Linked DNA regions of Homo sapiens: region 1 is linked to region 2. Evidence: read pairs that join two places in POLR2A ChIA-PET (ENCODE). Cell type or tissue: MCF 10A. All regions are shown on one strand. Links, peaks and the distances in the headings refer to the core of each region. The heading gives the core; the rest is flanking DNA. Region 1 has its middle 18 kb from the start of IFIT3. Region 2 has its middle 24 kb from the start of IFIT2.

Region 1 (8,342 bases), core at 27-8,026, 68 kb after region 2:
GAAATGCTAGATGGAATGGGACATACCACTCAAGAATACCACAGATGATCACCCTTAAGATATTATAAGATGGGCAGAGAGCACAGACTTCCACTCTTAACTCTTGCCTGGCTGATCACAAATCATATCCCAGCCCAGGTCCAGGGACCTACTTGCTTCCTTACAAACGAGGAGACCCTGGTTCTAAGACTTTTGCTGAGAGCAGAAATAACCTCCCCCATCCTCCTGCTCCTTAAACAAAAGAACCTTTAGGGCAATTGTCTAAAAGGAAACAACATACCAGAAATACAATTCCTGGGTTAAAGCAAGCAAAGCTGCTTTTCTAATAACTCCCATTTTCTATGCATACCCTGGGTCCAGCATTCCATCTTCCAGGTATGGTTAGAAAAGAGATCAGACCTTAGTGACTGCTGGTGAAGTGAATTGCATGCTGCAGCCCCTCATCAGCATCTTTGTACAGCTCAGTTTCGTGTTTTCTGCAGAATCAGGAGCTGACAATCAAAATGGCCCCTCACTCACATTCATTGGTCAGACTGGGCTTGTGATAACAATTTAGACTAATCACTGACAAGCAGGGATGGGGAGCACTGAAGTCAGCTATTGGCTGTGTCCCGGAGCAGTTGGGCATTCTGCCACTGGATGCTGCTTTTGTAATCTTGTCATATGACAAAGCATTATGATGTTCTTTTGTTTTCCTTGGATTGGCTTAAGGGCTGGTGAGAAGCAGGAAATATTCTGCCATGGGAAGTCTACTGACCTGCAAAAATTTATCAAAATACACAGAAGCAGGAATGGAAGGTGGAAAAATTACAAACTGTGATAATCAGCTCCAAGAGCATGTAGGGGTAAAAGGAGGTAGGTAATACCTCTCCTTACTCATTGTAAGAGTCATGGCTGACACTCCTATAACAAAAGACAAGTTAACAAGAGAAAAGCATAACAAATTTACTTAATCAAAGTTTTATGTGATATGAGAGCCTTCAGAAATGAAGACCCAAAGATCCAGGGAAAACTGTTTTTGTGCTTAGGTTCCATGAAGAATGGGCAGCTCTGTAGAGATGTGTTTGGACAAGAGTATGATCTAATGGTAATAGACTGGGTTCAAATTCTTCTTGGACTCTCTGTGTAGCATTTCTTCTTTGCAAGTATGGGGCAGGATTCCTCTGGATTAAGGGTCTTCAAATGAGAAGGGAGAAGGGAGAGAGTGACCTTCCTAAGTTTTATGGCTTGCTTTGGGGAAAGGGCTTCTAGTTTCTATCATTGTCTTGCGGAAGAGGAATTCTAGTTTCCATGGTTCACTCCAGGGGAGAAAGAAGCATGAAAGACAAGAGGGCAGGAGAAGGTCAAAGAGATCTTTCTTCGGAGGCCCTTCCAATGTCTTTCAGTTCAAAGTACTCAGCACACCGAGGCGCTATACTTTGGGCATCATGTTCTGAGAGCCAACAGCTACAGTGAAGAAGTATGAGAGCAGTCACTGAGTAGGGAGGGAGCTTTCAACTAACTTAGAGGAGCAGGGCCTGACCCTAGCAAGCATTCCTGGGGCCTCCCGATTGCCATATGGGGCAGTACTTATGTGTGGGACAGTGATATGAGGAGCTACACTCAGGAAGCTTCCTGATCTCAATTTTTATTATGATTTGTTTCTGATTTGGGATCTTCCTAACTGAATTAAAGAACTTATATTAATTTCTAGCTTAATTCAGGCAGGAGTTAGTCCAAGTATCATTCGACAAACTTTATTAATCTTTTAAAAGTGCCTTGGCTTTGGGTTTAGACCTATTTCAACCTCACCTCCACCACTTAGTATCTCTACAGTGTTGGGAAAAATCACCTAACCTCTGTGACCCTAAGATATTCCTACATAAAACCTGGGAATAATAAATTATACCTCACAGAAGATTAAATGTGTTTCCTTACAAGCATTATGGTAGACCAGATATACACAGAACAAAAAGCCTGTGTATCACAATGAAAAATGCTATATAATCTGCAAAACATATTTTTTAAATGCACAGCTGCATTTATAAGAGAGTAAGGAATTCCCTGAAGTCCAGAAATGACAGGAAAGTGAAAATCCACCAGAATAAGCATGTGTTCATTTGTGTTGGTGATCTACATCACTTTCTCATGGACTACATTACATTATGAAGGAGATGGAAGACAAAGTCTGGGGCCTGCACGTGGTACATTGTATCATAGAACTCACATAAAACCAGGACCCATTCAGAGGTTAAACTGGAGAACAAACTCCTTGCAGACGTAAATGATGGGGCTACACATGCCTGTTTTTGGCTTTGGCCCTAAGTAAAGCAGGGAGGAAAAAAAGTCATTGATAATTTCTAATCTTAAGTGGAGAAGCATGATTGTTTTGGGCTGAAATTCTCACTATCCATGCGGCAAGAAAAAAAAAAAAAAACCTCAAGTAGAAAATTTCATTTTAAGCAATTCTGGCTTGGTAGTGCTCCCATGCACCTAACAAAAGCAAATAAAAACACCCCTCAAAGGGAAACACTTTTTACATAGTTCTCAAAGAATTTCCAAGTTTGATAAAGTTCCAAGGAATATCAGGTCATAATACAAAATCAAAGAATACACACAAATAAATAAGCCACAATGTGCAAAAGTTGCCAGATAATAAACGATAAGCCAGAGCAACAAAACTGCAGATATTGTAATTGAATAGAGAATAAAAAAGAATGTATTTAGTACACTTTGGGAGGCCGAGGCAGGTGTATCACTGAGGACAGGAGTTAGAGACCAGCCTGGCCAACATGGTAGAACCCGGTTTCTACTAAAAATACAAAAATTAGCAAGGCATAGTGGCGGGCATCTGTAATCCCAGCCACTTGGGAGTCTAAGGCAGGAGAATGGCTTAAACCTGGCAGGTAGAGGTTGCAGTGAGCCGAGATCGCACCACTGCACTCCAGCCTGGGCAACAGAGTAACTCTGTCTCAATAAAAAAAAAAAGAATGTATTAGTGTATTTAGTAAATTTCAAGATAAAGAAAGAAAAAATTAAGTTTTAACAAAGGAATAGGCCGGGCGCAGTGCCTCATGCCTGTAATCCCAGCACTTTGGGAGGCTGAGGTGAGCAGATTGCCTGAGGTCAGGAGTTCAAGACCAGCCTGGCCAACATGGTGAAAACCCATCTCCACTAAAAATACAAAAATTAGCCAGGTGTGGTGATGGGTGCCTGTAATCTCAGCTACTCAGGAGGCTGAGGCAGGAGAATCTCTTGAACCCAAGAGACAGAGGTTGCAGTGAGCTGAGATCATGCCACTACACTCTAGCCTGGGTGACAGGTCGAGACTCCATCTCAAAAAATAAATAAATAAATAAATAAATAAATAAATAAATAAAGGAACAATAGTGTATTAAATTTGATTAGGCATATTTGCACAAGAACCAAACAAAACTTAGAAATATAAAAACTAAAATAATAGAAATTAGAAACTCAAAGGATTTGTTGAAAAGTAATTTATACACAGCTGAAAAGCATTTATTGATTTAGAAGACAGATTCGAAGAAACTACTCAGAATGCAGCACAGAAAAACAGTGAGATGGAAAATCAACAGAGATATTCAGGGACATGGAGAACAAAGTGAGGAAGTTAAAATGCATGTGATCAGAGTTGCAGAAGAACAAATAAAAGGGAATGGAGGAAAGGCAATAGTTGAAGAGACAATGACCGAAATTTTCGGAATTAATGAAAAATGCTAATCCTCAAATACATGAATTTCACAAAAGATCACCCAAGCAGATGTCACCTAAAAACATAGTAGTATCTTTTAAGTGCCTTTGAGGCAGAAAGATTTTTAAAACGACAAAAAACAGAAGAAATATCTGTGAAGGAATTGGTATTAGGTTAAGCTCAGACTTCTCAATAGCAACCAAAACACAGTGGGAAATAGTTTCAAAATGCCAAGAGAAAATAATTGTCAGCCTATAATTTGACTTTTTAACCCTTTTTATTTGAAATGATTTTAGACTTAAAGTTGTAAAAATGGTGCCCAGAATTCCCATATACCCTTTACGCAGCTTCCCATCATGTTAACACCTTACATAAACATAGAATAATCTTTAAGACAGGAAACTAACAGTGACAACATATAATCAACTAATCTACAAGTCTTGTTCAAATTTTACCAGTTGTCCCACTAATATTCTTTTTCTAGTTCAACATCCAACCTGGGATCTTCCCCAAAATGACCTTTGTTCACAGTGTCATAATTCACCCTGCAACACAAGCTCTGCTCAACTAGAGTTTGATGAATAAAATGATTTTCTCTTTGCCATGGTCCCTTTATATGAATATCTCATAAAGCATAAAGGTCAGGGTGGTTCCTGTTAGAATATTCACTTCCCTTGATTTCCTGCCAAATATCATTTCACAACCCTCCTGAGCTCCCTCTTGATTATAAAGGGAAAGACATTGACTCCAGTCTGACGCAATAAACAGAAGAGTTTTTGATGACCCTGCACCTTCTTTTCTTCTGATTTATGTGGAACATACCAGCAACAAAATCCTGAACCAAGATCCACCAGGGGATGGACAGGTGTCCTAGGTATGCCCAAGAATGATGCAACATCCCCAGCCATGCGCATGATGGCTGAGGAATCTGGGGACAGCTATTGTGTGGAAAGAAAATCTTACAAAGGGAAATCCTCATAGGAAATTGCGTAGGTTGGAGAAAGAGCCACACTCAGTCAGGCTTAGCCTGTCTTTTCTCTCCTTTGGTCTCCCAGAGGGAGCTGTTATATTCTAATAGCCTGCTGCATTGTTTTTTTCTAAAGAGAATTCTAGGAAATTGACATCAGGGTCTCCAAGACTACCCCTAGATTTGATGATTCACTGGAAAGATGAGCAGGATTCAACATATGGTCATACTCACAGCTAAGCCTTATTATAACAAAAGTATACAGAGCAAAATTAGCACAGACAAAAAGTGCATGGGGCCAAGTCCAAAGAAAATCAGGTATAGGTTTCCAAGAGGGCCGGTAGAGTCATCAGGTTGTGCTTAATTCCTCCAGCATCAAATTGTGACAACACATGTGAAGCCAGTTAGACTGTGTGCCCAAGGGTTTTACTGGGGACTGATCATGTATGCACCCTCTGCCTAGCATGTACCAAAATTCCAGACTTCGAGAAGGAAAGCAAGTGTTAGCATAAACTCCATCATTTGCATAAACAGTCTTAGCATAGTAAGCCACCCATATCATTTATAGAATAGCTAGAAAACTTAAAAATCCAAGTTCCCTGATGTTAGCCAAGGGCCAACCTTGCAAGCAAGTCTTTCTAAAGATAACAGTTTCAAACTTGCCATGCTAACTCTGCATGGTCCATCCCCTTAGTCCTTAGCAAGGCAACTTTATAGTAAAATTATTATTTCTAGGATCTCTGTCAGTATTGATCTCAGTTTTTTCCAATACATTCAGTATTTATCCTCTTTTAAGGATCCTGAATTTAGCCAGCTTAAACAAATCTGATTAATTATAAAGGTCTATCTTAGAAGTCCAGAGAGCTTCCTCCGTACATGTCTATATTAAACTTTTAACCTGGTGGCACATCACAGCTGAGGCCAGGAAAGTAAAGTGGACCTGATCACCTTCCTGGGCTGAGACAGTGTCATGACAGTCAGGTACACACAGACACAAAGCACAATCCCAGAGGACATGCATGGCAGCCCAAGCGGGACATGCCTTAGGCAGTACAGGTTTACAACCCCCACCATGTGGCCTTCCATGGTGAGGCCTACCACCGTAAGGTTTCCATCCCAGTCCAAAAAATACACTGAAGTCCTTGCTTTCAGAGGAACTGCCTTCAAGCTATCAGTTCCAAACACAGGAGTGAGGAAGACATCTGAGGTTTTCTGGATGGAAAGTTCCAGAGTGGATCCCCACCTCCAACCCCAGTGCTGTCTGTTGTGCTCAGAGGCTCAGCAATCTGAATTCAAAGCATTAAGTAGGAGTTTGGAAAGACAGCGTGGGAAGATTTCCGTCAGACAGAAGGGAAATCTTCCAGGAACAGTTCTGAAAAACAAAAAGATTGTTAATGACTTCCTCTCCTTTATGCCTCCCTGGGGGCTGAGTTTCTATTTTTTTCCATTGCGACAAAGTCAGAGAGTCCTATTCAGCAATCATATATTTTTGTTCAGTTATATCCCATTCTCACGCAGATCTTTCAACTGGAAAAAGTGTATACAAAAAGGACAAAAGGACTTTCACCAAAAAAACATTTTCATGCAATTTAAGCATAAAGAGGTATCATGCTCACATTGTCTGCTACTGAACAAAACTGGGGTCCACTTGCCCAGCCCAGTAAAGCCAAACACCCACAGTGGGGTTTTGCAACAAGAGAAAGGAGGGCATTTGTTTGCGGGTTGCCATGCAAGGAGAATCCCGCAGCTCACGCTTAAGACCCTATTTTTGGTTTCTATAGAGAACCAAACATCACCTGACTCTAACTTCCTTGGCTGTTGTTGTAAGCTATTATTACCTTCTTGCTTATCAGCTTGCAAACTTACTTCTCAGGGCCCGGTAGTGCCTGGAATTTCCCTTGAAGGAACTTGAGATTTTCCTTTATTTCCATGCCTGCGTGGGGGTCCTGGCAGGCCACTAAGAAGGAGTCCCTGCTCCATCTTATGTCCAGAATGAAATCCTGAATTTTCAAAAACTTTCAAAATTGGCTAACATAAACTCCCACCTCTTTCATCCAAATTATACACTGAGCCTAGAAATTAGTAATCCTTTTCTGGGGTCAATTGCATTTAATAATCAAACTTCTAAGGTCAGGAAATGCCACTCCAAAATATATCACTTTGGACTTCAAAATGAAGGCACTTGAGAAATAGCAAATGCAAGACAGGATTTTCTCTGAGCTCCCTTTATCTGCATAAAGATAGACCCTCCAAAAGGAACTCAGATGTCATGAATCCCTTCCCAGGGAATCTTATCAACCAGGAAGATTAAACTTGGTTCACTGGAGAGAACACTGGAGGTTGACCCCGTGTCCAGACAGACTTCGTCACAGGCTGTCACATATTCTTCTGAGGGCCCATTCATTTTTCATCAAAACAATTTACTCCCCCTAAGTAAGTTGCCTACATCTCCCCTCCCCTCTCCTTTAAAAAGAGGGTATATAAGCTTCTTGATCTCACTGGGTTTGGGGCGTTAACTTTCCTTTCATATGATGCCCCATGCACGTAATAAGTTTGTATACCTTTTGTTCTGTTAATCTGCCAGTTTTCAGTTTATTTCATAGATTCAATTATCAAGCCCTCAAAAGATATAGGGAAAATGTGTCCTCCCCCTACCTTACTAAGGTGTGTGTGTGTGTTAGGACAAAAGTGAGGGATGTAGATTCAGGCTGTCAGATCATTTTCACAGATTGAAACTAATTGGGAAAGTTGAAAAGAGCAAGTCAACAGCAATGAGATAGTCTCAAGATGGGGAGAGTCCAGTCTGTCAGGAGTGGTTGGAGGGGTTACACTCCCTGTGATGTGTCCTCCTCCAACTTACAGCTTTCAACAGGGATTATAAATCAGTAATGCAATTAGCCTCTGTATCATGAAGGGGCTCAGACTATGCCACCCCAAAACATGCCATTTTGACATAAGAATTATTTTGAGTTAAAGGGAATTGAAAAAAAGCAGACGCAGGATGAGTTGTCTGCCCTACTTCTGTCTGCCTGAAAGCAGAATATAAACGTCTCTTGTGATGGTATCCCCAACCCCTACTTCCATTCAAGAAACGGGATAACAACCTTATCACTGGACAAAGTCTACACAAACAAATCTTAGTAACTAGCCCTCATCTACCATTAGTTTCCCCAAATATTTGTCTTTGCACAATTTGACACCCCTCAAAGTTCAAAGTTCCTTCTTTTTTGTCTGGCCACTTCTCTACAAATGTATTGTTATTTTGTTAAGATGCTCAATAAGTCTGAAGTTCTAGCCACTTCTTTCACTTGCTCATCACTGAGTTCTCTGGTGTGAAGAGACTGATGGGGTTCAGGAGGATATGATATTTATTAATTATTTAGGTGCACCGGCCCAGTCAGATTAACATCTAAAGGACTGAGCCCTGAACAAAGAGTGAAGTTACCTTTTTTTTTAAGACGGAGTCTTGCTCTGTGGCCAGGCTGGAGGGCAATGGCGCAATCTCGGCTCACTGCAAGCTCCGCCTCCCAGGTTCAAGCGATTCTCCTGCCTCAGCCTCCCGAGTAGCTGAGACTACAGGCGCATGCCACCAGGTCCAGCTCATTTTTTGTATTTTTAGTAGAGAAGGGGTTTCACCATGTTGCCCAGGATGGTCTCGAACTCCAGACCTCGTGATCCGCCCAC
Region 2 (8,342 bases), core at 318-8,317:
AGAATCACAACTGACAGGACAGTACTCATAATCTAGTCAAAGGTTTTAGCCGATGTAAAGACAGATAACATGTGTGGGTATTCATTGAGATATTCCTGAGCTGTAGGTCATTTACAGCAAGAAGGCAGATTTGAAATAAAACCAGGTATTTTATTGGGCCTCATTTCTTCAAGATGCTCTGTGAACATGAAGAATTCATAGGGCCAGAGAGCAAAGGTTAACACACTACAGCTCGTGGGCTGAAACCAGTCTGCCACCTGTTTTTGTAAATAAAGTTTTATTGGAATTTGTATTGTCTATGACTGCTTTTACACTACTTTTACAGCACAGTTGAGTAGTTGATACATAGACCATACTGCCCACAAAGCCGAAGAAAATATTTACTATTTAGCTCTTAACAGAAAAAGTTTGCCACTGCCACTATAGAACAGCATTATAGACATAAGTCACATTCCTGGGATCCATGAGACACATAAAACTATAGGAACTACTGGAGTTTGTGTGCCAGTGGCCCTTGGACAAAAGTGCAGAAGCTCACTGGGGGATTTTTTGGTTATTTGAAATGATTTAACATTTCCTGTGAGATATAATTTAATTAAGTAATAATAAAGGTCTAAAGTAGAGCAAAGGATTGCTTTCTATTGTCTCTTTTAAAGAACACAGGAAACTCACCTTTTAATGTCCAAATGATAAAGAAAAACTTATATGTGGGTATCAACATTATCAATCATTTGGAGATGATTAGAGAAAAAACAGATTACCTCAATGGAGAGGAGCAGTGACGGGGTATGTGTACGGTGCCTGAGTCCAGACAGTCTTTTGTGTTGGATACAACTCTGCTCAGTTCTGAAAGGCAGCCCAGAAGTTAAAGAAAGAGACTGTTGGGTTGAACATCTGAGAAACTAGGACACATCATGTCTTTATAGTGATTTGATTAAAATATAAAGGATTTTTTTGGAAAATGCTTTTGACTGATGTCTGTCCCTTAGTATCCTGGGCTCACTGACCCTATAAACAATCCCGTTTATTGCTGCTGAAATCTAGCAGGTTGAGAGGAATTTTCCCTAATCCTTGAACAATGACAAGAGACTAGGGATAAGGATGGCCACCAGAACTCCCAGCAGGTACTGGAATTTCCGTGTCTGATGGGTGGGAGGTGACCTCTGTTGAGACAGACTTTATTGGAGTTTTCTTCCTCCTATAACACACAAAGATGCAGAATGAATTAATTTGTTGATGCTGCTGCATTATTAGAAGAGGCTTCTGGTGCTATGACTTCTGCCATCATTGCAGAAGTCAAGAATGCATTTTATTCTTTAATGTTTTCTTAAAATGAAAAGGCATTCTATCTTAAGAGACACTGCCAAAAGGCTCACATGACAGTGTCTGAGCTAGGTAAAGAAGTAGAGTTGAAACTGTCGGGGCTTTATAATAAATAATGTCTCAACTCAGCTAGGCTGAACTGTGTTTCCCAGAATTTCCTCGTGTTTTCAGTCAGGATGAGTCAGTAGACATTTTTGCATGTGATTTAGAGGGTGGAAAAGAAGCAACTATTTAGCCTTTTTATGCTTGGAACGTTCAAGCAGGTGTGTTTGTGAACCACAGAATACTATGGCCCATCTCCTGGGTTAACTCCTTGGTGTACCAGACCTGCAACTACTCCAACTTCCCCTGAATCCTCCTTCAGCATCTCTGAATCCTGGGCCAGGTGTGTAGTTAGCTCCATGATGAAGGGCTCCTGCTTCTCCTGCAGGAGGGGTTAGAGGCAGTGAGAGCTGACTTGGGTTCTAGTCCGTATTTGTGGAACTGCAGCTCGTGGTTGTGGTTCCAGCCTGTCCTTGTCCTGCCCACTGGACATTCATCCATCTTCCCATTTTTTCCACCTGCCTTATGTACTTGAAGCTTCAGTACCAGACATGAAATCAAGAGCCTTACAGAACCGGCTTGGCCAGCTCCCACAATTGCATAAGATCAAATACCCAAAAGAAACGTGTATATCCCTTCCAGTGGCTCTGCCTCTGTTGCTGGATCCTGACTAATACACAATCAGAGATATCGAGTGAAACTGGGATTAGAAAACTAGTGATCTACTTTCATTTCTGCCAATTCTGGCTCTGTCGTTTTGTGAAAATTATTTTACTTTTTTAAGCCTCAGTTTTTTTAAAGTATATGCCTTTTACCAAATGATCCTCTCAAATTTCATTCCAGCTCTAGGGCTATCAGGTGACTTGATGATTGTATGTCCAGATATACCAGATGCTTCATAAATAACTTTCTAACTGCAGTGTATGGAGATTATGTTATGATTGCATCTATTTTAATACTATCTTTGATGCTGAAGTACATAGCTTGTGTGAGAATAATGCCAGCTCAGTTCACAGTACAACCTTTCTACTCCATAGTATAATTTTGTAGAGGATGCTAAGCTTTAAAAGGTAGAGTTGTAAAAGGTAGGCTCTGGATAGGGCTGGGTCTAGATAGGTAAGGTAAGCAAGGCACTTAATGCACATTAAGAAGACACTCACTCTCACGTCTTGCAAATGTGTGGTCAGCACTTGAACTACCTGCAGAGTAAGTATCTCCTTAAATTTTATGCCCTAGGCCCTCACTCACTTCACCCTCATCCAAGTCCTGATTTCTAGAGCCAGACTGCTAGGTTTGAAGCAAAGATCTTCTACTTGCAAGTGTGATTGTAGTTACAGCCTCTGTTATTTTGTTATACCAGCCTGAGCTAAGACATTTCTCAACTTTTTCCAGAAACTCAATTAGCAGCCAGGCTCTTTAACAGCAGATAGACACAAATTCAAAAGTATCACACCACATTATGTTCCACATACAGTATTGGTTAACTATAATACACCAAGTAATGGCATTGCCCTATCTTGAGATATCTTTATGGATTAGAGGGGAACATTTTAAAATAAGAGCTGTAAAACTGTACTGTTGTAGAGCCTTAGATGATCAAATGACCTTAACCAAGTTTCTGATTAGTTTAACAGTATCGTTGGAAGAGACTTATTTTTCTGTCTACCAAACTGTAAGGCATTTGAGGGTAGGATCCATCTAATAATAATAACATATGCCAGTTATTTAATATTTAGTGGCTGCAAAGTGTTATTCTAAGTGGTTTGCATGTATAAAGTCATTTAATCCTGACAACTCCATTAGATTTTTAATTGAAAATTAGAATATCAATTAATTAATAATTACCATTATTATTCCCATTTGATAGATGAGGAAACTGCAACAGAAATACTAAATAATGGCTAGAGGAGCTAGCGAGTGGCAGGTCTGAGGTCGAACGAAGGCAGCCTAGCCCCCAGAGCCCTGTCTCGACCCTCCATCTCATTCACTGCTGAATCCCTAGTACTCACCCCAGAGCTCATCAGTTGGCTTCACTAAATGTTTATTGAATATATACCTAATGGCTGTTTTTATTAGATGAATGCCAAACCCAGTCACATAAACTTACTGTGTATTAAAAGAAGGAAGTATCCAGGAAATGGGGGTGAAAATGTCATTTAGAAACAGAGGAGGAAAGTGATGGAAGAATAAAGCCTGCATGCAGTAGGAAGGTTCGCTGGGAGTGGAGTGGCTGCAATACGAGAGGAAATAGCGTTACTGCATTTCTGCATTACTGCATTTTTACTTACAAGTGTGCGATCTTATACAAGTTATGTAATCCTTTTGAGTCTGCTTTCTCGTATTTAAAAAGCAGATAATCACAATATATATCATAAAGCTGTTTCAGAGGTTAAACACATATTTTAAGTAAAACACCTAAGAGGGTTACTGGCACATCGGTAGGGATCAATAAATGTTAGCTATCTTTAGTTTTACTTGCATTATACGCAGAACATTAGAGGCATGGAACAGTGTCTGACACATGGTTGAAATTCAATATATATTGACTGAGTGAATTAATGAATGAATAAAGATGGATCCATAAAGATAAATGGATGGCTAGATGGACAAAGTATGTTTTCTGAGTTCAGCTTCCCTAAAAAATACAGAGAATACAGAAAACAACCACTGAAAAATTATTGGCAATTATCTCTATATTGGAGGAAACAATTTAGAACAACCTCTGCTGGTCATGATTGGGTTCAGGGATATGACTGGATTGGAGGCAGTAAGGTGACTTCTTTCATTCATCTTCCAAGAAAACAAAGTACTACTATATTTGAACTTACCTGGTAACTTTTACTCTATGTTGTTGTCGTTGTTTTCAAAAATAAACAAACCCCTCCCCACTCTTTCCTTTCTCTTGTTTTCATTTGTGTTTTTTTAAGTGTTTCGTGCTCACTTACCTAAATTACAAAGGTAACTTGGAAACACAGGGGTCTACATAATACGAGGTATAAGGGATTATGTACTGCCATTGTGAGAACCCCTCATACAATCCTGCCTTTTTTCTTTAGTTTCCCTCTTTTTGATCAGATTATGCTCCTGGTGTAAATCAGGCTCAGGACCAAGAGCCCTGGTGGGACCAGCAAGAGGGACACAGCAGGAAAAAGAAGAACAATTCCTACCAAAGCATGTTACTAAGTTTCTTTCTCTCAGGAAGTAATAACAGGAATGTTTTCATTTTCTCAGTTCTAATGATTTCATACTGAAAGAGAAAAAATAAGTCACAAGACCAGTGATCTCCATGGCTGGATTGGCTCCAAGAGAAAAAATCCATGACAAGAATAGCTGGGAGTTGAGTCACTGTGCCCAGAAGTTCTGCAAACATGATTCAGGAGGTAATTCTCTCTGCTTTAGTGTAGCAGGAAGGTGTGGAGAAGGGTCCACTAACATGTATTAACAGCGTGCAGTTTGCCAGGCACCATCCCTGAGGCTTTTCTTGGTTTAGCTGATTTAATCCTTACAATAAACATCTGTGATAGGAAGCAGAGGGAAAGAGAGGTTAAGCAAGTTCCCCAGGGCCACACAACTAAAATGCTGCTCTATTTTGCTTCAGACCTGGAAGACCTGGCAATGTTATCTTAGTTTGGAATATTAACCAAAAATATAAAATTACAAAGACAGGCTCCAAATAGTTCTTTATGCTTTGGAAAAGTAAGAAGTCTCATAAAATATAATTGAATTGTGAAAAATGTAAAATCTTCAGTCTAGGTTAAAAAAAGTAATTATGGAAGAACACAAAATATATATTACTTACATATGTGTTATAGTAATATTATTTACATATGTTTATATTTTAAAATATGTAATATAAAATTACTTTTATATATAGTATAATTAAAAGAATGTACATGGTCTAAATATATTTTGATAAAAATAATATATAGTCTTCTTTCATATGCACACACACACAGAGACATATATATAATGGAAACATACAGAATGGTAACAGGTTTTTACCAACAATTGCTTGTAGCTAATGTAGAACATACTTGAGAAAATGGCTTCTGTGAAAGACCAGTTAGTACCAAAATAATCTGGCCCAGAAAAATAGCCACCATTCTTGACTACATTAATAGAAATAGAATAACCCCCAAAGGGAGATGAGAAGCATTCTAAAGTGCACTGATCATGAGTTTCTATGTGATGATTTGTGTCCATTTGGAGCTCCAGTGCTTTAAAGCTGAAATGAACCCTGGCCTTTCACCACCCTCCCTGCCCATAGTATGGTATATCCTCTTATTCCTTCCCTCTTAGCTTACTGAGAGTGTAATTTCCAACCAGTTAAGCCAAAGAGGACTATTTTCTAGAAAAGGAGAGAGAGAATGAATTAGCAGATAAATGAAGAGTGTGAGGGAGGCCTTTGGTGGTCCTAGGGTTGGAAGAGAGTTTTGGAGAAGCATTCAGGGATTTGCTTTCTACCAGGTGGCAGAATATAGGGAAAGATGGGAGTGTAAGGGGTTTGCATTTATGGAAGGATTCCAGATTTCTAAATGTATTGGCAGGAGCCAAGTTCCTGTCATGACCCTTGATTGGAGACCAGGGCTTCGAGCCAAACCACAAGGGATGATAGAGAACAATTGATAGAAAAATTCATTCATTTCCTGAGAAAGTAATAGGAAAATATAAACCCACAAACAAAAAGTGACCTTCCCATGCTCCCAGAGGGGTAACAGAATTGACAGTGGAAGGAGGGATTTTCCAGCCTAAACCTGGCCTATACACACTGTACTTAAGTAAGGAAGTGGGAAATGGTAGCCAAGTGTGAATTAAATAGCAACTCAACACCATTTTGGACAAAAAATGGGGCCAGGATTTAAGACATGGTGTGAAGCATCTGGTCAATTTCTTTGACCTGGAAATTCTAATTTCCGGAATGCATCGTATTGAAAAACCCACACAATTGTACAAAGACGGACATACAGTGATATTCACTTCAACATTGTTTGTAATAGTGATAATCTGAAAATGACTTAAATGTCCAGCAAAAATACATTAATTAAACATTAAAATATGCCTATTAAATGTTGTCCTTGAAAAAAAATAGCAAGATTATAAGTACTGACATGGAGAGATACCCAAGATTTATCATTGAATTGAAAACCACAGCTACAAAACAACATGGATGGGGAGTGATTAAAGCACATTATGATCCAAGTTTAACTTCAGACTTTTATTTTGTTTATACTGATGAATTTATAATATATAGATTTTTATTTTTATAATTAGAAAACATATGCAAAAAATTTAAGGGTATCAATGTGTAGCAAAGAAAAAAACAAAAGGAAGAATCTCCCTCCATAGTCAGGTAAAAAGTGAACGTGCTCTCAGGCAAACAGGAAAGGTTCCTTGAGACACTAGAAGGCAGGGGAGGGGTCTCCTGGGTACATTCTCCCTTCGCCTCCCACTGCCTCGCCTGGCGTTAAACACAGCTGGATTACATTTCTGCTTTCAGAAGTTTGCACTCAGAGTGACGGTCTCTCCTAGGAGGGGACCCTCAATTCTAATTTTGTGATCTGCCATCTCCAAACACTGTCCCCATTTTAAGTTGGTCCCAGCTTCACCCATTCATCTCCAGTCAGAGTTTCTCATGTTGGTTCTGCTGATTTCTGCTACTTTTGACCGTAGCCCATATTTATGTGTCGGTTGGAAGTCTGAAGTTTTCTTCACCATCTGGTTTCACTAAAGATAGAATGTGTGAGGATGTTTTATCTGATGCCTTCTTCCTCGTTATTATTCCAAAGTAGAAATTTCTGACTAAGCTGCTCCAGTGTTTTTTAATGGTATCATTTCTGAAGTTGGTTTCAATGGCCAATTTTGGAATTCATGGCTGAATATTAATTCTGTTTACCTCTTTGCATTCCAGCTATTATAATCCCAATTTACCCTAAAGAAACTCTTGCCTCAGATATTATAGGTGAAAAGTCTTAAACAAAGAAGTACAAGAAGAAAAAGCACGTTAATATATTTCCAACTATGGTCATGCCACAGAGGAAATAATAAATAACTTTGGTTTTAAAAACAGTGGCTATTTATGATTTTAAAAAGAAGGCAAATATTTGTCTGTTAAGTATTTGCAACTCTTGAGAAGGATTCCCTCCTTGACCAAACTTTAGGCAGGTTCCTTTTTAGTCAGAGCCCTCTTCTTGACTAGGCCTCAACATGGCTCTCATCCTTCTCCTTCAGAGACCAGTTTTAGCAAAGAATCCTGCTGAGCCACTTTATCAAGAATGCCCCCCCACCCTGATATACAATTAAGTACTTCTTTCCCAGGCCTTGATATCTAAGCAAGTTCTTTTTAGTAATTTTCCATCCACTCCTTCATCCGGCCTGTTGACTACAAATCCACACTTGTTGTATTCAGTGTTGAGTTTAGTCTTTCTCCCATATTGCAATAGTCTGTCTCTCTCATTGTAATAGTCTTGAAAAAAAATAAAAGTCTCTCTTGACATTTTAACAGGTGCCCACTGCAAAATTTATCTTTAACTCCACAAGGTTGCTATCAATACTCAACACTTTACAGATGTGGAAACTAAGGCTCCAATAGATCAAGTAATTATCCAAGGTCAAACCACTGGTAAGTGGTAGGAACAGATGTGAACTCAAGCACTGATATTCCAGAAACCAAACAAACACTTCGCTACTGCACTTTTTGTCTGACTTTCTCAGCTCAATAGTTTGTGAAAACATCTCAGTTTGGAACCAGTTTAGGTCATAAATGCCAGTTTTAGGGAAAGTATTAGGCAGGATGTATGATGATGGTATTTGGCAATAAGCCACACTATTGGGGTATGAAATCCAGTCCTCTGGCATGAACATCATAGGGCCAGCTACTGAGAACTATACATACTATCCCTACTTAGTGTTCCTGGCTGAGATATTCAACCCTGGCTCTTGGTTCTCCATCAGAATAAACAGTTATGGTACTATTAGAG

The links. Peaks named below come from ENCODE experiments on the same cell type or tissue, not always from the same donor. Only the 100,000 strongest peaks of a DNase experiment are listed, where the experiment ranks them.
Region 1: POLR2A ChIA-PET joins it to region 2 with 11 read pairs; 9 of 35 experiments call an interaction of 5 or more read pairs at or near these places.

What each region holds. Positions count from the first base shown.
Region 1 is chr10:89,342,212-89,350,553 of GRCh38, forward strand. It overlaps a transcript of LIPA not described here. Among named protein-coding and RNA genes, the nearest start is that of IFIT3, 18 kb to the left of the region's middle. In MCF 10A, for the core only: no CTCF peak of the experiment used is centred there; DNase peaks (open chromatin) are centred at 620 and 4,410.
Region 2 is chr10:89,273,624-89,281,965 of GRCh38, forward strand. It overlaps a transcript of LIPA not described here. Among named protein-coding and RNA genes, the nearest start is that of IFIT2, 24 kb to the right of the region's middle. In MCF 10A, for the core only: no CTCF peak of the experiment used is centred there; DNase peaks (open chromatin) are centred at 4,728 and 5,958.